2 separate regions of the Homo sapiens genome follow, and region 2 is linked to region 1. The links are chromatin loops, found by intact Hi-C in ENCODE. Cell type or tissue: A673. All regions are shown on one strand. Each heading gives the region's core, and the rest is flanking DNA. Links, peaks and the distances in the headings are about the cores only.

Region 1 (12,349 bases), core at 2,750-10,749:
CTGGGTCTTAAGTGTGAGCTGCTCAATTCTCCTTGCTTGGTGCCCTGCAAATAAATGCCATTATTTCTCTTGCTGAAAACATAGATGTGGATGTTTGGTCTTAACTGTGCTGGGCAAGTGGACCTCAGTTCTGTTGGATAACACTCAGACATTGTCAAATGTCCTTAATGGGATGTCGCGAGTGGGGTGGCAAATCACCCTCATTGACAACCACTGCCTTAGTGATACCAATATGCTTGATGTTCCCACACATGTCACTCTACATGCATGTGGGTCTCATGTTTCTACCACCAGCAATGCTCCCCTCCTCCCTCAGTTCTTTGCCAGAAAACACCTGATCCTCCTTCCGCTGAGACTTTCTCTCCTGGAACCTTCCCTTACTTTCCACCTCCTGCCAGTGTTCCCATAGGATTTTAGCACAGCTCTACCTTAGCATTCACCACACTGAAGTGAAATTGTTGCTTATGCATCTGTCTTGAGCTTCTAGGGATTCAGGACAGGGTCTTACTCTAGTTTGTATCCAGCAGAGTACCTGGCACATAGTGGCACTCAGCTGGTATTTTAAAATTGGAGCTGAATGGGATCCATTGCAGTCAACAGCTAACTATGAAATGTGCTTTTATGGGTTAGCACTTCTTGTCCATTTAAGATAGTCACATGTGAATTGGCCCCAATCTTTTTGAGTTGATTGAATAGCCTCCCAATGCTGTCTCTTGGGGGTACTAAGTTTTATTCCCTTCTTGTTGAGGCAGTTCTTAACTCCCAGGGATTCCTGGATACATTTCAGGGGCCTGCAAAGTTGCTGAAAGTGTGTGTGTATGTGCAAATAGGCATTGATTCCCCCTTTTCCTCGGGGTGGGAGCCCATAGGTTTCATCAGTTTTCCAGATGGGTTCATGAGTTAAAAAGTGTTGGAGCCAATCATTTAAACATCTACTAGTGGCTCTTTTGGGTGTTGTGGAGGAGAAAGGGAGGTGCTAGACCTGGACAAGCTGTGAAATAATTAAAGATGGTTTTAGGGCTGAACTGCACAGTACAAATTATCAGTGCAAAGGAGTTCTAAGCATGAGGATCTATGATGCCAAGTTCATTGGTGTCTGTGGAGGGTCCTTGGGAGGGCCCATATGCTGTAGGGTTGTTGGCCCTAGAAACAAGTTCCTCATTCCAAATCTTTTAATGATTATAAAGAAAATGATCAATTTTCTTTATATTCTGTAGGTCCTTTAAAATAATGAATTAGTATATATCTTGAGAACTTAACTCTGTGCAAAGTCCTATGTTCATTGCTTGGAGAAAAAGTTCAGCCTTTTAGAGGAAAAAACCTGGTTTCCCATCAGCTCTGCCATGTAGGTGCTTGGGGCTTTGGACAAGTCCCTTGGCCTCTGAGTCTGAGACTTCATTTATAAAATGAGGATAATACAATCTACTCTTGTGGAATTGTTTGTTTTTGTCAGACCCCTACTTTCAGAGAAGCAGTCCTTCTGTACATCAATCGTGTTTTCTTTTATTTATTTTTTATTTTTTATTGTAACACCCCACACTTCAGGCTGGGCAGGCACTTGACCCAAGCTTGGCCTGTCCTCCTGAACTCAGTAATGAGCTGGAGAGTGGGCATGGGATCCAAAGTTGGCCCAAACAGTGTCCTTCCTTCTGTGGGGTTTTTCTAGTGAGAGATCCATCTATTCTTACTTTTAACTCAGACTGATTCAAATTGGGTTTCAGTTTTCTATAACCAAAATTGTACTGAATAACAAAGCATCTGCATTGTGAGATTTTTCGAGGAGTAGAAATAATTTATAGAAATAATTTATAGCATGGTGTCTGGTGCCTACATGCTCAAAAATATACATTAAAAATAACAGAGCATAATGTTACAATGAAGAAGCTTCTCTATTTTAACCTATATTTGAACTTGAGCTATTGAAATTTGTTAGGGATAGTCCTCCCTTGATGTCTTTGCTCATGCAGTTCTCTCTGCTTTCAATAACTCTCCTTCTCCACCTGCCATTGTACTTAGGTCACTTCTAGTTACTCCTAAAGTCTATTTTGTCTGGTATTAAAACAGTTACACTGCTTTCTTTTCGTTACAATTTGGTACATCTTTCCTCAGTCCTTTTCAGAGTCTTTAATGTATAGATATGGTTCTGTGAAATAGCACATTGCTAAGCAATTAAATTCTTCATTTGATTGGTGAGTTGAATCTATTTACAATTACTACAGCTTCAGATGTTTGAATATATTGTATTTATTTATTGTATAGCATTTTCTTTTATTAGTTCTGTTTACTTTACTTTATACTGCTTTCCCTGACTCTTCTTTTCTTTTCTTTTCTTTTTTTTTTTTTTTTTTTGAGACAGAGTTTCACTCTTGTTGCCCAGGCTGGATTGCAATGGTGCGATCTTGGCTCACCGCAACCTCTGCCTCCCAGGTCCAAGTGATTCTCCTGCCTCTGCCTCCGGAGTAGCTGGGATTACAGGCATGCGCCACCACACCCAGCTAATTTTTTATTTTTAGAAAAAAAAAATAAGAGATGAGTTTCTCCATGTTGGTCAGGCTGGTCTCAAACTCCTGACCTCAGATGATCTGCCTGCCTCAGTCTCCCAAAGTGTTGGGATTACAGGTGTAAGCCACCATGCCTGGCTGACTCTTCTTTTCTATCTTTATCTCCCTTTCCATCCCTCCCTGGTTTGGAAGCTATATATTTCATTTTTATTCTTTCAGTGGTTACCCCTAAACTTTTAATGTTTACTTGACTTAACAGTATCAAGTTAATTCATACCTCTATTGCCTTACAAACAATCTAGGAATCTTGATATGCTTTAACTCTGATGTAACAGTCCCTGTCTAGCATGTTATTGTTTTCTAATATTTTAGTTCCATCTTGTTTTGGTAATGATCAAAATTATCATTAATATTTTTTCTGTTTTAGAAATCAATGCTTGTTTAGTATTATCTATATGGTAATCATCATCTTTGCTCTTCAGTGCTTCTTTATTACTCTTCTGGGTTCAGTTTCTTTTCTCCTGAAGTTTATCCTTTAGAAATTCTTTCAGGGAGAGTCTGTTGGTGACAGATTCTGTTAGTTTTTATTTGTCTAAAAACACTTTGTGTTCAGCCTACAATTCTAGGTTGACAGTAATTTTCACTTAGTTCTTTGAAGATCTTGTTCCATTGTTTCTTGTTTCAGTTGTTTCTGTTGAGAAGTTGGCTGTCTAATTGTCATTCCTCTGTAGGTAGTCTCTCCTTTCTCTCTTGTTACTTTAAAAATTTTATTCTTTGGCTTTGGTGAATTATGATTTCTCTATAAGGCATGAAAAAGTGGGTTTTTATTTATTTTACTTAAAATTTGTGGCATTATGAATCTATGAATTCTGGTTTTTTTACTTCCCAGCCATTATCTCTGATTATTGCTTCTCCCCATTCTCCATCATCTTCATCTGGAACTCTCATTAGGTGTATGGTAGATTTTCTCATTCTATTTTCATTCATTTTTTTTTTTTTTGAGACAGAGGTGTGCTCTGTCACCTAGGCTGGAGTGCGGTGGGCATGATCTCAGCTCACTGCAACCTCTGCCTCCCAGGTTCAAGGAATTCTCCTGCCTCAGCCTCCTAAGTAGCTGGGATTACAGGCACCCACCACCATGCATGGTTAATTTTTGTATTTTTAGTAGAGACAGGGTTTCACCATGTTGGCCAGGCTGGTCTCAAACTCCTGACCTCAAGTGATCTGCCTGGCTTGGCCTCCCAAAGTGCTGGGATTACAGGTGTGAGCTGCTGTGCCTGGCCCTATTTTCATTCTGTTCTCTGATAGAAATAAGAGCCATGCCTGTGTTCTTATTTCTATCATTTTCTTTGTATATACTACATTCTGATTATGTTTCTCAGATCTATTTTTATTGGCCTAATTGTTACAGTCCAAGTGAGTCTAATCTGCTATTTATCCTACTTGCTGAGTTGTAAAATTTCTGTGGCCGTAAAAGGATTTCCATAAGTTCTATTTGGTTCTTTTCCAAATCTGTTTTATTTTCTGTTGTGTTTTTTACATTTCATATTCCTTCTTTTATGTCTAATAATTTTACACTTACTAGTTTTGTGGTCTCTATCATATTATTCATTTACTTCAAGTTCTTGGCAGTCTTATCTGATTTTGCTTTTTTTCTATTTATTGACATTTGCTCATAATGTGATTATTTATTCACGGGTTTTGAAATTTTGAATTGTGAATTCATATTAAATGAGCCTTTATCTTTAGGAATCTTTTTCATCTTGAGTTGAGGATTTGTGTCTTCTCCCTTTTTAAATCATGGTAATTAATATATTTGCGTGTGTGTAATAGATGCTTAACAAACACTTGTATTTGTTGATGATATGAAAGACCCACAAAAAGACACCAAAGATCCTCATTCCCCTTATTGGAAAGGTACCTCATTTCTCTAAGATATCCTCTCCAAGATGTTTTGATTATGAGTCTGTGAGGATTTTCATTGTTGTTAAGATATACATTCTTGAGACAAGAGGCTGCAGCTGGCCTTGGGAGAACGGAAATGAGAACAGGTTCTGGAAGGGGGAAAAGGACAGAACAATCCTTCCATCACAGGAAGGAGAGACAGCATTGAACACCAAACAAAGGCGAGTAAACAAGAATATCACCATTCCTGGGTTGAGATAGGGGAGCAAAGACAAGAATAGCATGGCTTCAAACTAAAGGGGTTGCAGGGAGTACCTCATGGTATACATCAGAGGATGGAGACTCAAAGAAAGTGGGTACAGGTTTATATAATCACACTTCTGCCTTCATTAATTGTAGCAAAGGCCAACAAAAGGACACCATGTGCCAGGCACTGTGCTAACTAAGAGCTTTACCAGGATTCTTCCATTCAATCCTCACACCAACTCACTGAGAAGGCACTGTTATTCTCTCTACTATATAGATGGAGAAACTGAAATTCAAGAGGCTAAGAAACCTAACCCACAGCCTGCAGCCTGAGAGAGGAGGAGAGCTGAAATTGGAACCCAGCTCCATGGAACTCCAGAGTGGGATCATGCAGCAACTTGAGGGCTGAGCTAGCACTTCCATTGACTCATGGTGTGAAATATTTAATCCATGTGGTTGCTCCTCCAGGGACCCTCTCATGTGGTAGGGAGAGCTGCTGTGGATGGGAAAACCCTGTTTATAGAAATTGCCAATAGCACAAAGCACATGGTAGGTGCTTAATAAATATTTACCTAATAAACACCTAATATTTTTTCCTTTGTAGAATTGAGGAACTGAGCCCTGGAGGGTAGAGTAGAATGTGTTACACTGAGACCCTCTCCTCCCCTGCCTCATCCTTGGCTTTAAAGCCCTGTGCAGTCAGCTGGAGAGACCAGTGTCCTGGGCCCTTGCCCTGCAAGGAGGCTGGGCTGGGTGGGATTCCCATGGAAAGTTCCTCCCGCAGGCCACTAATGGGGATGGGAGGCACTGCCTGGGGATGGGAGGCACTGCCTGGCCATGTGCAGCTTCTTCTCGTTTGTTTCTGCTGAGTCCTAATATGATTAATCCTCTTCTGGGTGATGAGAAAAGAATACACAATGAAGGAGATTCTGCCCTTGTCCTCACCTCCTATACAGAAGTCCGGGCTCCCTTTCAGCTGGCACAAACCCTGACACTTATAAGACAAGACCATCTGTGTTGGAGGGGCTTCCCAGGCCTGTGCTTTGCAGGTACACCCAGCATCTCAAGCATGTATCCCTCTGAGAAAGGAGACAGTCCATTGTGTGTGTGTGTGTGTCTGTCTGTGTGTGTGTGTTGGGGGTGGGGAGCTCACTTGTCAGAAATTTGCCACCAGGATCCTGTGCCTTTCCTTTAAGGGGAGAATACTTGTTTCTTACTGTGGGCACTTTGGACCCCCTTATATTACAGGCATAATGTCTCTGTGCTTTGTTAGGGAAGTGGAGCAACTCAGAAGAGGCCACTGGCTGGGACAGGTGATGTCCCTTTCTCTGCCTTGTTTCTTAGGTCTCTCTATTTATTTATTTCTTCTTCCTTCCTTCCTTCCTTCCTTCCTTCCTTCCTTCCTTCCTTCCTTCCTTCCTTCCTTCCTTCCTTCCCTCCCTCCCTTCTCTTTCTTTTTCTTCTCTCTCTGTTTCCTTTTATTTTTTACTTCTTTTCTTCCTTCTCTTTCTCTGTCCTCCCACTTCTACTCTCATACCCCCTCTTTTGTTTCTGTGAACTTTCTCATAACTCGACCCGCTCACCCCACCACCTTTGCTCTTCCCAAAGGTGCAGTATGGCACCTGCACCTGCCATTCTCCCTCACCCCTGCCAGCCTCCCAGGGCCTCCAAAGGTCCTGGCTTGCCTGCAGCCCCAGGGCTCACCCAACAGAGCTTCTTCACAGCTTCTGTCTTGACCTCAGGCTGTGTCTGAGACCGAGGAGCTGTGAGGTGCACCTGCTGAGTTTAAAGCCTCCTGCAGGGGCATCTCCTGGGCTAATGGGGCACCCCGGCCCCTACAGGCTTTGCAAAGGCCCAGATGCCATGGGGCACACTCCCTGCATGCCCCCCATCAGTGAGGGACTTCTGAAGCTCTCTGTGCTGACTCACAGCCATGGGCTCACCTGGCAGTGGGGCTCCCAATGGGGGAAAGGCCCCCCCTCCCACCCCCCCACCCCAGCCTCAGAGGCCCAGATTAGCATTTGAAAGAAAGGTCAGCAAGAAAGGATTTCCTAGGCCTGCTGGGAGCAGAAAGGAGGATGGTGAGGAAACTTTACCACCTGCCTGGCTCCCAACAGGCTCATCTGCTGGCCGGGTGGACTTTGAGAGGACAGAAAGCACACCAGATAAGGATTCTAACCTCAGCTCAGTCGCTGGGGAACAAAGAGGCTTTGGGCAGGTTATTAAACACCTCTAGGCTGCACTTTTCTCACTCTAAAAAGAGGAAGTCAGACAAAATCTCTAATGTGCTTTTCCTTCTAGAATTATAATGGCCCAGATGGCGATAGGGTCAGAGGGCTGAGTGACCCCTGATAATGCTGTGCACTGACCTTGAGGACACTCTGTGTGTGACTTTGGACAAGTTGCTTACTTAACTTACTTGAGCCTCAGTTTCCACATCTGTATAGTGGGGGTGATACTTTAGGAGATGGTGTAAGTTTTTTTTTTTTGAGACAGAGCCTTGCTCTGTCGCCCAGGCTGGAGCGCAGTGGCATGATCTTTGCTCACTGTAACCTTCATCTCCCGGGTTCAAACAATTCTCCTGCTTCAACCTCCTGAGTAGCTGGGATTACAGGTGCCTACCACCACACCTGGCTAATTTTTGTAGTTTTTTAGTAGAGATGGGGTTTCACCATGTTGGCCAGGCTGGTCACGAACTCCTGACCTCAGGTGATCCACCTGCCTGGGCCTCCCAAAGTGCTGGGATTACAGGCGTGAGCCACTGTGCCCAGCCTCGTGTAAGAATTAAAACGAGTAGGAAAGCAGTGCTTCCAAAAAGGCAGGCTGCTTGACCCCACGCGGTACAAAGGATGATTTGAGCTTATACTCCGGTCTTGGCACTCAGTGGGAAAGTCATGCCCTGCCCAATTCCCTCTCTAACCTGATTGCCACAGAGATGGTCATTGTGCCTGGAACATCTCTACAACACTTACCAATTTCTCCTTTTAGCAAAGGCAGTCTAGGCTTCAGATGGAGGGCTTTCACCTGAAAACAGCAAGCTCTGATTTTACAGCATTGTTTGCATTTATTATATTTACTTTTACACTTGCCTTCTATTTATTTCTAATGTATTTATATTTTGATTTGTTATTTATTTTTATTTTATTATTACAGTAGTCCCCCTCTTATCTGAGGTTTTGCTTTCTGCAATTTCAGTTACCTGTGGTCAACCACAGTCCAAAAATATTCAATGGAAAGTTCCAGAAATAAACAATTCATAAGTTTTAAACTGCTGCCATTCTGAGTAGTATGATGAAATCTCTTGCCAAATGCTCCATCCTGCCTGGGATATAAATCATTCCTTTGTCCAGTGTATGCACCACCCACCACCTGCCTGTTAGTACCTGAGCAGTGTTCTCGGTTATCAGATGGAAAAACTTGTATATACTGTGTGTAGAGTTCAGTGCTATCTGTGGCTTCAGGCATCCACAGGGGTTCTGGGAAGGTATGCCCTGCAGAAAAGTGAGAGACTACTGTATTTATTTACCTGCTACTTACAGTGATGTTGGTTTTCCAGGAAGATAGTGGTATAGAATTTCCTTTTGAAATAAATTTAGGTAAATAAAAGTAGTCTATTGAAGACAAATATTAGTAAGTAATTGAAAAGGCAGTATGACGATATGGTCAAAATTGTGAAGGTGGTCTAAGCATTAGGGAAATATGTGCATTGAATTTTGGGACATGTAAATTGCCCATTATGGTCTCTGGCCTCAACTATTATTCCCCTAGAAGGAAGGGCATGCCCTGCCTACATGCTTTTTCTCTGCCTACCACCTCAGCTCCCAGGCAGTGCTGATCTCACCAGTCTTCATGGAAGACCCAGGGAAGAGAGAGCCGAGCGAGCCCTCTGGGCAGTGCGATGTGTGCCTGCATTCTGTTTAGTTTGTAAATTGGTTCTGACTCAAATAATATCCCCCATTGAATTTAATGGAACATCATTTCAATGGGCCACCACATTATGAACCATTGAAGTTAATGAAAAGTCATTTCAATGAGCTACCAGATTATGAACCATTGAATTTCTATACTAATGATAAAGGGGCTGGAATTCCCTTCTGGGTCATTGTACTTTAAATAGAATATGTATTACCTTCTGAAATAAAAGCCACTTATGCATACCAACTCATCTATCTCAGTAGAGTGTCACCAAGACAGATCTTGATAGAAAAGCCAAGAGCAAGTCAAATGAAAAGCTCTAAGCCCATGACCATATATCACCCAGGGAGTTCCCAGGGCTGCTAGAGCAGTTTGCAGGTTGCTTTGTTCAACTTACAGCTTTCAATTTTGTTATTAGGAGAGAAGAACAAAATGAAATTTATAGATAACCAAAAGGATGTTTTTGCACGCTTTCAATTCAGTGTAGCATCTTGCAGAAAATGCATTTAGCACAGTGTCCTGGAGCTCACAGAGGCTTTTTCTGAAGGGAGGTCTGAGACACACGCTGGGCAGTGTCTGCCTCTAACAGTCTCCCTGTTCCAGCTGCATAGTGCTGTAGGCAAGCCATCTTTCTGGAAGCATCTAAAGTTTGCGCTTAAATAAGCCCATGTCAGAGGTCCTCAGAGAGAAAGAGCTGGCGAGGCACTCTGTGGATGCTACGAAATTGTAGTGGCTGCAGTGCTCAGAGAAACGGGAGGTCATTTCTCTTTGTGTTTGGACTTTCTAGAATGGCCAGGAAGATGGCAGGGTCTCTCCCACCTTCAGGTCTCTTTCTGGATTAGTCAGATGTCCACGCAAAATCCACTGGGGAAATTTCCCTGGTGGGAGACTCAAAGACTCAGTTTCTAGCCAAAGGTGAGGATCTACCTCTCCTTCCTGGCTCCAGGCAGCATTCCTAGAATGGTGATTCTTACATTCTGGGACTCTAACAGCATTCTGCTGAAATATGGTAAGCACCTTCTACTAGGACCTTTACTGAACTTCCCTCTTGAACCCAGAAACCAGTTTATTGGTCTGTATTTATGGCTTTTTTGCAGGACACTGCTAGATTGGGTTTTTGTTCTGGAAGGACCCCTTCACTGTTTTATTATTTACCCCCAGGGCCATTAAAGTACTAGAGATTGCCAGCTGGATACAACATACCCGAGTGAAGCCGTGAAAAGGCTTCAGGACACCAGAGTTGGAAGCAATGCCCTCAGCTCCTCAATACACTTGCAAGGCCCTGAAAGATCTGAGGTTCCTCTTTAAGGGGAAAGGACATCAAGCTCCAGATGATCCTCAGTGAGAGATATTGTCCTCTCAATATTCAAGAGTCACCTTTCTAAAGGGAACCTCTAGATTGTTCATCAGTGGGACACGACAGAGGCAAAATCCTGCCCCTGTCTCCCTTAGACCTGGCTGGATACCGCTTTCACCAATTCATGGACCCAAGTCGGCCCTGACAGCTAGCAAGAGGCCAAGACCCACAGAACCACCACCGCCCCTCTGTCAGCAGGAAGAAGTTGCAGAAGACTGACCTTCATCCATTTTCCCCCAAAGGTTTAGGATCTTGGACTCTTGAGGGGGGACGTGTTATAGTAGGTAGCCAGTCAGGTATGAGCAAGGCAGGAGAGGGCTCCCCACAACACACTTAGGAGTGGTGGGCAACCATCAGGTGATGGTCAGGGGGTTAACTGTTTCTCTAAAGTAATAATTGGTCACAGCCAGAGCCAGGGAACAGCAGTCTCCTGACAGATAGAAAACAGCTGAAACTGATCAGCAGCTTCCCAATAAGATCTCAGGAGTGGGGAGGGTTAAGGCAAGATCTTGGAAGTAGGCCAAAGTATAAAACCCTGTGTTAGTTTGTTCTCACGCTGCTAATAAAGACATACCTGAGACTGGGTAATTTATAAAGGAAAGAGGTTTAATGAACTCACAGTTCACATGGCTGGGGAGGCCTCACAATCATGGCGGAATGCGAATGAGGAGCAGGGTCATGTCTTACATGGCAGTAGGCAAGAGGGCTTGTGTGGCGGAACTCCCCTTTATAAAACCATCAGATCTCATAAGACTTATTCACTGTCATGAGAACAGCATGGGAAAGACACACCCTCATGATTCAATTACCTCCCACCGGGTCCTTCCCACAATACGTGGGAATTACGGGAGGGAGCTACAATTCAAGAGGAGATTTGGGTGGGGACACAGCCAAACCATATGAAACCCCAAGTCAAGAGGTCAAGCTATGCACTTGGTTTCTCAAGCTGCCCACTTGACCATCTTCCAAGTTGTACTCTCCTTCTTCTCTTTCCTTTCCTTCCTTTCCTTACTGTTCTAAAGCTTTTAAATAAACTTTCACTCCTGCTCTGAAAAAAAAAAATGTTTATCTTTGCAAAAATATAGCAAAAGCAGAATTTCCTGGTTTCACAGAAAGAGCCTTACCTTTCATAAAAGCATCATGGTTTATAATTTTTTAAACCATCAAATGATCATCTTTGGGAAGCAGGGTGCTTGGCAACTGTGGGATAACAAGGCTGAAGAAGGGATGCACCTTCCAGGGAGGCCACTGTGAAACAAAGGGCTTTAAAAAAAATTCCATTTTTATTTTTGATTTGAGGGTACACGTACAGGTTTGTTACAAGGGTATATTGTGTGATGCTGAGGTTAGTGCTTCTATTCATCCCACCATCCAGACAGTGAACACAGTGCCCAATAGGCAGCTTTTCAGTCCTTGCTCCCCTTCCTCACTCCTCCTTGTGGAGTCCCCAGTGTGAGTCTATTGTTCTCATCTTTACGTCTGTGTGAACCCGAGAGTTGATTCCCACTTACAAGTGAGAACATGGGATATTTGGTTTTCTATTTCTGTGTTAATTCACTTAGGATAACAGCCTCCAGCTGCAACCATGTTGCTGCAAAGAATGTGATTTTTTTTCCTGGTTGCATAGTATTCCACTGTGTACACATACTACATTTTCTTTATCCAGTGCACCATCGACAGACATTCAGGTTGATTCCATGCCTTTGCCATTGTGAATAGTGCTGTGATGAACATAAAAGTGCATGCATTTTTTTGGTACAATGACTTATTTTCCTGAAACAAAGGGACCTTGTTTTGGAGAACATTATGACAAAAGCAGACACCAGGAAAGCAAGTCAGAATTGGAAGTAAATGAAACTCTTAGAGATGTTGTACTTCCTGACTTCTCTCCTTATTCCCAAGAGGGTTTGTAAGTGGGAAGGATGATCTCAGCATTGTTCTTACTTGCAAATATTGCAAAAGCTACCAGGAAGAGGCAGGAGTAAGTCCCTGCTTCATCTGCACAGTCCCTTAGATTGCGGTCATTGGATTATTTTGGAGCACTAGGAGTAAGAAGTCAAGTCCTGGACTGCCCAGGCATTGAACTAGAGCTTTTGCAAAGATTAAATCAGGAATACTCTAAGAAAAGGATTAGAAAGCTTTTTGGTCTGTCAGTCAGGAAGACAAGTTCTGTAGCACTGAGGAAAATCTTTTTCCTTTTGGTGCCTTCTTCTCCCACTAGCAAAAATGGGTGGACTGATTTTTGCCCTGCCTACCTCCCAGAGGCAAGGCCCACAGTAGTGGTGTTCTGCTGGGGGGTGACACTGATCACAGAGAGGAAAGGGACACAGGAATCTGCAGAATCGTTATTCTGGAAATCCTGCAGAATGGTGGTGAAAGGTGAATTCTAGGCAGGGCATTGTGCCTGAGCTGTGCCTTCTTTGAC
Region 2 (12,349 bases), core at 2,095-10,094, 110 kb before region 1:
GAATATTTTTTGATAGTCAATCAAAAAATGAATAAAGCTTCTATGAACATTCAAAATAATGCAAATTAAAAGAAAGGAAATGATCACCCTGGAAAACATTTTTAAAAATTAAAAGGCTTAGGTTGGGCGTGGTGGCTTAAGCCTGTATTCCCAGCAATTTGGGAAGCCGAGGCAGGTGGATCATTTGAGGTCAGGAGTTCAAGACCAGCCTGGCCAACATGATGAAACCTTGTCTCTATTAAAAATACAAAAGTTAGCTGGGTGTGGTGCCGCATGCCTGTAATCCCATCTACTCGGAGGCTGAGGCAGGGGAATCGCTTCAATCTGGGAGGCAGAGGTTGCAGTGAGTGGAGATTGCGCCACTGCACTCCAGCCTGGGTGAGAGCGAGACTCCGTCTCAATTTAAAAGAAAATTAAAAGGCTTTGCTCTGTAAAAGACTTTTGCTCTTTACAAAGATGAAAAGGCGAGCTACAGACTAGAAGAAAATAATTGGAAATTACTGACAAAGTACTCATATCTTGAATACATAAAGAATTCTCAAGCTCAACGTCATTAGCCATCAGAACAATAAAAATTAAGAACAACTTTGGGAGGCCGAGGCGGGCGGATCACGAGGTCAGGAGATCAAGACCATCCTGGCTAACACAGTGAAACCCCGTCTCTACTAAAAATACAAAAAAAATTAGCCAGGTGTGGTGGTGGGCACCTGTAGTCCCAGCTGCTCGGGAGGCTGAGGCAGGAGAATGGCATAAACTTGGGAGGCGGAGCTTGCAGTGAGCCGAGATTGCGCCACTGCACTGCAGCCTGGGCAACAGAGCAAGACTCCATCTCAAAAAAAAAAAAGACATCATCCTATTTATAGCATTCTGCTTTTAGTAGTGATATTTCCATTGACAAAATATAGTAATTCTCAATTGCTAAAAATGTCAAATCCTAGAAAATGTAGCTTTTTTTTTTTTTGAGACGGAGTCTTGCTCTTATTGCCCACGTGGGAGTGCAATGGCGTGATCTCTGCTTACTGTAACCTCTGCCTCACAGGTTCAAGTGATTCTCCTGCCTCAACCTCCCAAGTAGCTGAGATTACAGGCACCCACCACCATGCCCAGCTAATTTTTGTATTCTTAATAGAGACAGGGTTTCACCATGTTGGCCAGGCTGGTCTTGAACTCCTGACCTCAGGCGATCTGCCCGCCTCGGCCTCCCAAAGTGCTGGGATTACAGGCATGAGCCACTGCACCCGGCAAATGTAGCATTTCTTTTTCTTTTTTTAAATTATACTTTAACTTCTAGGGTACACGTACACAACGTGCAGGTTTGTTACATAGGAATACATGTGCCATGTTGGTTTGCTGCACCCATTAACTCATCATTTACATTAGGTATTTCTCCTAATGCTATCCCTTCCTCTGCCCCCCACACCATGATGTCTATGAGTGATGTTAACATTGTTCTCAAAGAGCTGTTGGCCAAAGATTCATTTGGTGAATTTTATTTGTCTGAAATAGATGATTTTTATGATTCAGATGATTCTGATGTTAGTTCTGTTTAGAATTAACTCCAAGAACAATTTTTATATTTTCTATTTTCTTTTCTTTTTTTTTTTTTTTTTGAGATGGAGTCTCACTCTGTCACCCAGGCTGCAGTGCAGTGGAGCCATCTCAGCTCACTGCAACCTTCGCCTCTCAGGTTCAAGCGATTCTCCTGCCTCAGCCTCTCAAGTAGCTGGGATTACAGGTGCCTGCCACCATGCCTGGCTAATTTTTGTATTTTTAGTAGAGACTGGGTTTCACCGTGTCTTGAACTCCTAACCTCAGGTGATCCACCTGCCTCAGCCTCTCAAAGTGCTGGGATTACACTCCTGACCTCAGGTGATCCACCTGCCTCAGTCTCTCAGAGTGCTGGGATTACAGGCGTGAGCCACCACGCCCAACTGTATTTTATTTTTACATTGAAAACCAGTCAGATTTGCTCCAAACTTAAAAAGTGTGTTTAGGTAAAATTTAATGAGCGCTGGCAACGGCTGCACTTTTTAATTTTGTAAACAGAAAAAGGGTTAATAGATGCTAAAATTAGTGGGCAAAAATAGAATGAAAAAGAAGAGATATGATTGGTCTCAAAATATGTCTCCAGAAGATACTAATTATAAAGGGGAAATAGTAACTTTACAGTTAATAAATGTGACAAGCATCACCTTAACCAATTGCTAAAAATTAACATGAGTCATAAGACATATTGGCATCTTGTACCTCTTGATAAGACTGAGAAGGGCACAACATGGTTTCTGTAGTGTTCATGCCAAAATTGCATAACTACAACCTAATGATGAGAAAATATCAGACACAAGCAAGTTGACAAACATTGTGCAAAATAATGTTTTGCAAAAAAGTGTCAAAATTATGAGCTGTCTCAAATTGGAAGACTAGGGACATGTGACAACTAAATGCAATGTGGTGGCCTTGATTGGATCCTGGGCCAGAAACATAACATTAAATTAAGAGGCATTGGTGAAATTTGAATAAGGCCTATAGATTCATTATAGTATTGAATCTGTGTTAACTTCCTGATTTAATGTGTTGGTGTACAGTTTTTCATGATAGCCTCTAATGATTCTTTGTATTTCTGAGATATCAATTGTTATGTCTCCTTTTTCATTTCTGATTTTGTTTATTTGGGTCTTTTTTTCTTAGTCCATCTAAAGGCTTGTCAATTTTGTTTATCTTTTCAGAAAAAAACTTCATTTTGTTGATGTGCGTTTTTTAGTCTCACTTTCATTTATTTCTGCTCTGATCCTAGTTATGTCTTTCCTTCTACTAATTTTGGGCGTGGTTTGTTCTTGCTTTTCTTGTTCCTTGAGGTGCATTGTTAGGTTGTTTATTTGAAGTCTTTCTACTTTTTTGACATAGGCACTTATTGCTAAATACTTTCCTCTTAGTACTGCATTTACCGTATCCCATAGATTTTGGTATGTTGTATTTCCATTTTCATTTGTTTCAAAAATATTTAAAATTTTCTTCTTAATATTCTTTCATTGACCCAGTGGTCATTCAGGAGCATGTTGTTTAATTTCCATGGGTTTGTGTGTTCTCTGAGGTTCCTCTTGTTACTGATTTCTAGTTTTGTTCCATTGTGATCAGGAAAGATACTTGATGTGATTTCTATTTTTACAGTTTGTTCAGACTTGTTTTTTGGCCTGAGATATGATCTATTCTGAAGAATATTCCATGTGCTGATCAAAAGAATGTGTATCCTGCAGCAGCTGATGAAATGTTCTATAAATGTCAGCTAGGCCCTAGTATGTGGTTTCATTTATTTTTATTTATTTATTTATTTATTTATTTTTGAGATGGAGTTTTGCTCTTGTCACCCAGGCTGGAGTGCAATGGCACGATCTCGGTTCACTGCAACCTCTGCTTCCCAGGTTCAAGTGATTCTCCTGCCTCAGCCTCCCAAGTAGCTGGGATTACAGGCGCCCACAACCATGCCTAGCTAATATTTGTAGTTATAGTAGAGACGGGGTTTCACCATGTTGGTCAGGCTGACTAGTATATAGTTTCAGTCCACTATTTCCACTATTTCTTTCTTTCTTTTTTTTTTTTTTTTTTTTTGTGACAGAATCTTGCTCTGTCACCCAGGCTGGAGTGCAGTGGCCAGATCTCAGTTCACTGCAACCTCTGCCTCCCGGGTTCAAGTAATTCTCCTGCCTCAGCCTCCCAAGTAGCTGGGATTACAGACACGTGCCACCACGCCTGGCTAATTTTTTTTGTATTTTCAGTAGAGATGGGGTTTCACCATGTTGGCCAGGTTAGTCTTGAACTCCTGACCTCAGGTGATTGCCCACCTGGGGCTCCCAGAGTGCTGGGATTACAGGTGTGAGCCACCGTGCCTGGCCTAACTCTACTACTTTTTTTGTTGGTTTTCTGTCTGGATAACCTATCTGTTACTGAGAGTGGGGTGTTAAAGTCTCTTACCATTATTGTATTGCAGTCTATTTCTCCCTTTAGATTTATTAACATTTGCTTTACTTGGGAGTTCCAATGTTAGGTGCATAGCGATTTATAATTGTGATATGCTCCTGAAGAATTGACCCCTTTATTATTATATAGTAACCTTCTTTGTCTTTTTTTTTACAGTCTTTGATTTGTAGTCTATTTTACCTGATATAATTACAACTACACCTAGCCTTTTCTGGTTTCCACTTGCATGTTATATATTTTTCCACCCCTTCCGTTTCAGTCTGTGTGTGACTTTGTAGGTGAAATGGGTTTCTTGAAGGTAGCATATAGTAGGGTCATGTTTCTTTATCCATTCAGCCACTGTGTTAGTCTGTTTTGCATTGTTATAAAGCATGCATCCCAGGACAGCTCTGAATGCAGCCCAACACAAATTCATAAACTTTCTTGAAACACTGTGAGATTTTTCTGCTATTTTAAAAAGTTCATCAGCTATCATTAGTGTTAGTATATTTTATTTGTGGCTGAGCACAGTGCTTCTTGGCACAGGGAAGCCAAAAGATTGGACACCCCTGTAATTTAAAGAAATATCTGAGACTGGGTAATTTGTAAAGAAAAGGAGTTTATTTGGCTGACAGTTCTACAGACTATACAAGAAGGACGGCACCAGCCTCTGCTTCTGGTGAAGGCCTCAGACTGCTTCCATCCACGGTAGAAGGCAAAGAGGTAGTAGACATATCACATGGCAAGAGAGGGAGCAAGAGAGAGAAAGGAAGTGCCAGATTCTTTTTAAACAACCAGCTCTTGCATGAACTAATAGAGTGAGAACTCACTCATCACCAAGGGGATGACACCAAGCCATTCACGAGGGACCCACCCCTGTGATGTAAACACTTCCCATTGGGCTCCACCTCCAGTGTTGGAGATCAAATTCCAACATGAGATTAGGAGGGGACAAATATTCAACTATATCAGCCACTCTATGCCTTTTAATTAGAGAATTGAGACAGTTTACTTCCAGTGCTGTTATTGATAAGAACTTACCTGTCTCATGACCTCCTTTTGGGGAGGTCATGGTTCCCTGTTTGTTGTTGTTTCTTGTGAGTATCCATCTACGTCTTTGCATTGAAGGGTTAGTTATTTATTCCAATTTTCTCCGTTCACTTTTGTTTTTTATTGAATATATCAGCTTAGCAAATCTTTGCTAGTAGGTCGCTGCCTCCATTTCGGCTGTAGATGGCGCCTCAAGCCCAAGTTCACGTTGGCTCTAGTAAATGGTCAGAGCCAAATGAGGGAGGTCCCAAAGGGATTGTCCAGGCAGTGTGGGACCGCTGGCTGGGGGTTTGTGCTGGGGAGTGGGGGTTGCTGTGGAATGTACCTCCTACAGTGTGGTGCTACTGAACAGCCGCTCTTTGATTTGTTGTCTCCTTTGGCTAAGTTTTTGACAAAGCAGAGTTTCCAGGGCTGGGGATAGTAGTCCCACAATCCCCCTTTGTCTCAGCAGTGGGATTGCTGGGTCATATGGTAGTTCTAGTTGTAGTTTTTTGAGTGACCTCCATACTGTTCTCCCGAGTGGCTGTACTAGTTTACATCCCCATCAGTAGTGTATAAGTATTCCCTTTTCTCTATATCCCTGCCAGCATTTGCTATTTATTTATTTATTTATTTATTTTTTGATAATAGCCATGTTAACTGGGGTGAGATGATACCTCCCTGGGGTTTTGATTTGCATTTCCATGATAATTAGTGACGTTGAGAATTTTTAATGTATTTACTGGCCATTTGTATGTCTTCTTTTGAGAAATATCTGCTGAGATCATTTGCCCATTTTTAATGGATGATTATTATTATTTTGCTGTTGAGTTCCTTGTATATTCTGGATATTAATCCCCTATCAGATGAGTAGTTTGCAAATATTTTCTCCCATTCTGTAGGTTGTCTTTTTACTTTGCTGATTGTTTCCTTTGCTGCGCAGAAGATTTGTAGTTCCATATACTCCTGTTTATTTTTACTTTACCATATACTATTTGTTTATACCATATGCTATTTGTTTATACCATATACCATATACTATTTGTAAACCGATTTATTTTTACTTTACCATATACTCCTATTTCTTTGTTTTTACTTTTGTTTCCTGTGCTTTTGCAGTCTTATTCATAAAATCTTTTCCCAGACCAATGTCTTGAAGTGTTTCCCCTGTTTTATTCTAGAAGTTTTATCACTTTTGGCCTCATATTTAGGATTTTGAATTTATTTTTGCATAGGATGAGAGGTAGCTGGGCACAGTGGCTCACACCTTTAATCCCAGCACTTTGGGAGGTCGAGGCGGGTGGATCACAAGGTCAGGAGTTTGAGACCAGCCTGGCCAACACAGTGAAACCTCGTCTCTACTAAAAATACAAAAATTAGCCAGGCGTGGTGGCACGAGACTGTAGTCCCAGCTACTCAGGAGGCTGAGGCAGGAGAATTGCTTGAACCTGGGAGGCAGAGGTTGCAGTGAGCCGAGATCATGCCACTGCACTCCAGCTTGGGTGACAGAGTGAGATGTCTTAAAAAAAAAAGATGAGAGGTGAGGGTCTAGTTTCATTCTTTTTCATGTGAATATCCAATTTTCCTAGCACCATTTATTGAAGAGACTGTTCTTTTCCTAAAAAGTATTGTTGGCACCTTTGTCAAAAATCAGTTGGCTGTTGTACACTCTTCACAATAGTAAAGGCATGGAATCAACCCGAATGCCCATCAATGACAGACTGGATAAAGAAAATATGGTACATATACACCATCGACTACTATGCAGCCATAAAAAGGAATGAGATCATGTCCTCTGCAGGGACATGGATGGAGCTAGAAACCAGCAAACTGATGCAGGAACAGAAAACTAAACACCACATGTTCTCACAAGTGGGAGCTGAACAATGAGAACACATAGACACAGGGAGGGGAACAATACACACTGGGGCCTGTCAGGGCGTGGGCAGCAGGAGGGAGAGCATCAGTAATGCATGCTGGGCTTAATACCTAGGTGATGGGTTGATAGGTACAGCAAACCTCCATGCCACACGTTTACCTATGCAACAAGCCTGCACATCCTGCACGTGTATACTGGAACTTAAAATAAAAAACTTAAAAAAAAATCAGTTGACTGTAGATATGTGGATTAATTTCTGTGTTCTCAATTCTGTTCCATTGGTCTATGTGTTTTTATGCCAGTACCATGCTGTTTTGGTTATTAAAGGTTTGTAGTAGATTTTGAGTTCTGGTAGTATGATACTTCCAGCTTTTTTCTTCGTTCCTTGTGCTCAGTATTGCTTTGGCTATTTGGAGTTTTTGTAGTTTCATACAACTTTTAGGATTTTTTTCCTGTTTCTGTGAAGAGTATCATTGGTATTTTGATAGGGATTGCATTGAATCTATAGATTGCTTTGGGTAGTATTGTCATTTTAACAATATTAATCCTTCTGATCCATGAGCATGGAATGTCTTTCCATTTGCATCTTTTTCTATTTTTTTCATAACTGCTTTGGAGATTTTTTTGTTGAGGTTTTTCACCTCCTTGGTTAAATTTATTTTAGGTGTTTTATTTATTTGGTAGCTATTGTAAATGAAATTGTCCTCTTGATTACTTTTTAGCTAGTTCATTGTTCATATATCGAAACACACATTTTGTATATTAATTTTATATCTTGTGACTTTGGTGAAATTGTTTATCAGGTTTTTTTTTTTTTTTAAGAGTACTTAGGTTTTTCTGTACACGAGATCATGTTATCTGCAAACAGGGACAATTTTACTTCCTTTCCCATTTGGATGTCTTTTATTTCTTTGTCTTGTCTAATTGGTCTGGTTAGGACTTCCAGTATTACCTTGAATAAGAGTGGTAAGAGTGGGCATCCTTGTCTTGTTCCAGTTCTTAGAAGAAAAGATTTCAGCTATTCCCCATTTAGTTAAATGTTATCTGTGTGTTTGTTATATATGACCATTATTATATTGAGGTACTTTCCTTCTATACCTAATTAAGAGGTTTTTTTTAAATCATGAATGGATGTTGAATTCTATCAAAAGCTGTTTCTGTGTCTATTGAGATGATCATATGGTTTTTGTCCTTCATTTTATTGATGTGATGTATGAAGTTTATTGATTTGCGTATGTTGAAACATCCTTGCATTCCTGGAATAAATCCCACTTAATCTTGGTGTATTTTCTTTTTGATATGTTGTTAAATTAAGTTTGCTAGTATTTTGTTGAGAGATTTTGCATTAATGTTCTCTAGTGATATTGGCCTGTACGTTTTTTTTTTTTTTTATTGTGTTCTTGTCTGGTTTTGGTATCAGGGTTATGCTGGCCTTGTAGAATGAGTTAGCAAGAATACACTCTGCTTCAATTTTTGGGAATAGTTTAAGATGGACTAGTACTAATTCTTCCTTGAATGTTCAGTATAATTCAATGATGAAGCCATCTGGTCTTGGGCTTTTCTTTGTTGGAAGACTTTTTATTACTGATTCAATCTCATTACTTGTTATTGTTCTGTTTAGTTTTTTTTTTTTTATTTCTTCTTGATTCAGTCTTGGTAGGTTGTAAGTGTTCAGGAATTTGTCTATTTCATCTAGGTTTTCAGATTTATTGGCATATAGGTTTTCATAATAGTCTCTAATGATCCTTTGTATTTCTGTGCTATCCTTTGTGATGTCTCATTTTTTTTTTGTCGTTCAGTTTATTTGCTTGGGCCTTCTTTCTTTTAAAGTTTTAAATTTTGATGATGTACTACTTAACCTTTTTTTTTCTTTTACGAATTGTGTTTTTAATGCCATGACCAGGAACTCTTCACCAAGCCCTAGGTCCTAAAGATTTTCTCCTGTGTTTTCTTCTAGAAGTTTTATAGTTTTACATTTAAATTTATAACCCATTTTTAATTGGATTGTTTGTTTGTTTTTGCTGTTGAGATGTTTGAGTTCCTTGTATATTTTGGATATTAATCCTCTATCAGATGAGTAGTTTGCAAATATTTTAAGTTGATTTTCATATAAGTTGTGAGGTTCAGGTCGAGGTTCATTTTTTGCCTATGGATGTCTACTTGGTCAAATACCATTTGTTGAAAAGACCATTCTTCCTGCATTTGATTACTTTTGCACCTTAAAAAAATCAGTAGATTGTACCTGTACAGGGCTACTTTGGGGTCTTCTAGTCCATTGATCTATGTGTCTATTACTCCACCAGTACCACAAAGTCTTGATCACTGTAGCTATGCAATGTCTTAAAATTGGGTTGAATTATCCCTCCTACCTTAGTCTTCATTTTCAAAATTGTTTTAGCTTTTTAAGTTCCTTTGCCTTCCCATATACATTTTCAAATAATCTTGTGTATATCTGTAATTTTTATAGAAATTGTAGCAAAAGTATATATTAACAGCATGGTGGGTGTTGTAACCCATGAATATGCTATGTCTCTATTTCTCTTTATTTATTTTAATCTTTTAATTTTTTTGATCAGCATTTTGTCATTTTTTACATTCAGTCTTGTATAGGTTTTGCTATATTCACACCTAAGTATTAGAAATTTTTATTACAGTCATAAATGGTATTTTAAATTTCAGTTTCCATGGATATATAGTAATACAAGTGTTTTTTGTATGTTGAACTTGTATCTTTCAGTCTTACCATAATTCCTAGGAGTTGGATGATTTTATTGGTTTTGTTTTGTTTAGGTATATTCCCTGAGGATTTCTATTTTTTTTTTTTGTTTTTTTGAGATGGAGTCTTGCTCTGTCGCCCAGGTTGGAGTGCAGTGGTGCGATCTCGGCTCACTGCAAGCTCTGCCTCCCGGGTTCACGCCATTCTTCTGCCTCAGCCTCCCTAGCAGCTGGGACTACAGGTGTCTGCCACCACGCCCAGATAAGTTTTTTTTTGTATTTTTAGTAGAGACGGGGTTTCACCGTGTTAGCCAGGATGGTCTTGATCTCCTGACCTCGTGATCCGCCCACCTCAGCCTCCCAAAGTGCTGAGATTACAGGTGTGAGCCACTGCGCCCCGCCTCCCTGAGGATTTTTATAGATGATCATATGATCTGCAAATAGGACAACTTTTTCTTGGTGATTTTTATGTATTTTATTTACTTTTATTTTTTTGAGACAGAGTCTTGCTCTCTCACCAGGCTGGAGTGCAAAGGTGCAATTTTGGCTCACTGCAACCTCCGCCTCCTGGGTTCAAGCGATTCTCCTGCCTCAGCCTCCTGAGTAGCTGGGACTACAGGTGTGAGCCACCACACCTGACTAATTTTTGTATTTTTAGTAGAGACAGGATTTCACCATGTTGGCCAGGCTGGTCTTGAACTCCCGACCTCGTGATCCACCCGCCTCAGCCTCCCAAAATGCTGGGATTACAGGCATGAGCCACCAGGGCTAGCCTTTATTTCCTTTTTTTTTTTTCTTTTTATTGTTATACTGGCTAGCCCTTCCAGTACTAGAAGTGATAAAAGACATCCTTGTGTCTAATCTTAGGGAGAAAGTACTCCATCTTTTACCATTATATATGATGTTATCTGTAGATTTTTTTTTTTGTAGCTGATCTTTACTAATTTGAGAAAGTTTCCCTCTTAAGTATTTTGAGAATTTTTATTATAAATGAGTGTCAAATTTTGTAAAATTCTTCTTTTGCATCAATTGACATAATCATGTAATTTTTTTCCTGTAGCATGGCAATATGGTAGATTACCTTGATTGATTTTCAAATATTGAACCAGCTTTGCATTCCTGAAATAACCCTTACTTGATGGTGGTATATAATTCTTTTTGGATATTATTGAATTCTCTGCTATTTTTAAATAAGGATTATTTCTATATTCATCAGGGCTGTTGATCTGTCATTTTCTTTTTTTTAAATATATTTGTCTGGTTTTAGCATCAGGGTAATATTAACTTTACAAAATAAATTGGGATGTGTTTCTTTATTTTCTATATTCTGGAAGAGATTGTGTAGCATTGGAGTTAATTCTTCTTTAAAATTTGGCATAATTCAGTGGTGAAGGCATCTGTGCCTGGAGATTTGGTTGGGGGAGGAGTTTTAAAATTAGGGGTTTAATTTTCTCAATAGTTATATCGCTATTCAAACTTTTTATACCATATTAGTTGACTTGTGGTCATGTGTGGGTTTCAAGGATTTGGTTCATTTTATCAAAATTGTCAAGATTTATGTGTGTAAAGTTGTAGTATTCCTTTATTATCCTTTTGATGTCTGTAGGGTCTGTAATTATATCTCTTGTTTCATTTCTGATACTATATTTTCCCTCTTTGCCTTTGTCAGTCTTTTTTTTTTTTCTTTTTTTTTTTGACAAACTCTCACTCTGTTGCCCAGGCTGGAGTGCAGTGTTGTGATCTTAGCTCACTACAACCTCTGCCTCCTGGGTTCAAGCAATTCTTGTGCTTCAGCCTCACGAATAGCTGGGACCACAGGCGTGCACCACCATGCCTGGCTAATTTTTGATTTTTAGTAGAGATGGGTTTCACCACGTTGGCCAGGCTGATCTTGAACTCCAGGCCTCAAGTGATCCACCCACCTCAATAGAAGTTTGTCAATTTCACAAATTTTTTGAAATAACCAGTTTTTGCTTCATTAATTTACTATGTATTTTTTTCAATTTCATTTACTTCTGCTATTGTCATTTTTTCTTCCTTCTGTTTGCTTTTTGTTTCATTTTCTTTTTTTTCCCTTTTTTTTGTTTTTTGAGACAGGATCTTGCTTTATTGCCCAGGCTGGAGTGCATGTGAGGATTTCAAGGATTTGGTGCGATCTCAGCTCACTGCAATCTCTACCTCCCAGGCTCAAGCAATTCTCGTGCTTCAGCCTTCCACATAGCTGGGGTTACAGAGATGGGGTTTCATCATGTTGGCCAGGCTGGTCTTGAACTCCTGGCCTCAAGTGATCCACCCACCTTGGCCTCCCAAAGTGCTGGGATTACAAGTGTGAGCCACTATGCCCGGCCCCTGTTTAGTTTGTTCTTATTTTTCTAGTTTCCTGATATAGGACCTTGTAATATTAATTTGTGGCCTCTTGTCTTTTCTAATATAAACATTTCACTCAGTACTATAAATTTCCCTATCAGCACTGTTTTGGCTGCACCACACAAATTTGAATATGTTGTATTTTCATTGTCATTGAATCGTCATGTACATATTGGTCCGTATAGGGACAGATAGTAAATACTTTAGATTTTGTGGGGCACAAAGTCTGTGTCACTCCTCCTCCTTTTTTTCTTTTTCCTTATAACATTTTCTGTTATAAGGAAATATAACACAAAGTCTGTGTCACTCCTCCTTTTTTTCTTTTTCCTTATAACATTTTCTAAGTGTAAAAATTATTCTTAGCTTACAGCTTGTACCAAAATTGGCTCGTGGGGCTGTAGTTTT

What was found. Hi-C counts contacts between places; a loop is a spot of excess contacts. Peaks named below come from ENCODE experiments on the same cell type or tissue, not always from the same donor. Only the 100,000 strongest peaks of a DNase experiment are listed, where the experiment ranks them.
Region 2: a loop joins it to region 1, with 4 times the contacts of the local background. A loop is called at or near these places in 13 of 110 quality-filtered maps.

What each region holds. Positions count from the first base shown.
Region 1 is chr10:77,644,256-77,656,604 of GRCh38, reverse strand. No RefSeq gene overlaps it. Among named protein-coding and RNA genes, the nearest start is that of KCNMA1, 13 kb to the right of the region's middle. RefSeq lists a silencer at 6,836-6,935. In A673, for the core only: no CTCF peak of the experiment used is centred there; a DNase peak (open chromatin) is centred at 5,864.
Region 2 is chr10:77,749,492-77,761,840 of GRCh38, reverse strand. No RefSeq gene overlaps it. Among named protein-coding and RNA genes, the nearest start is that of KCNMA1, 120 kb to the right of the region's middle. In A673, for the core only: a CTCF peak has its summit at 5,182 (motif pointing right); a DNase peak (open chromatin) is centred at 5,220.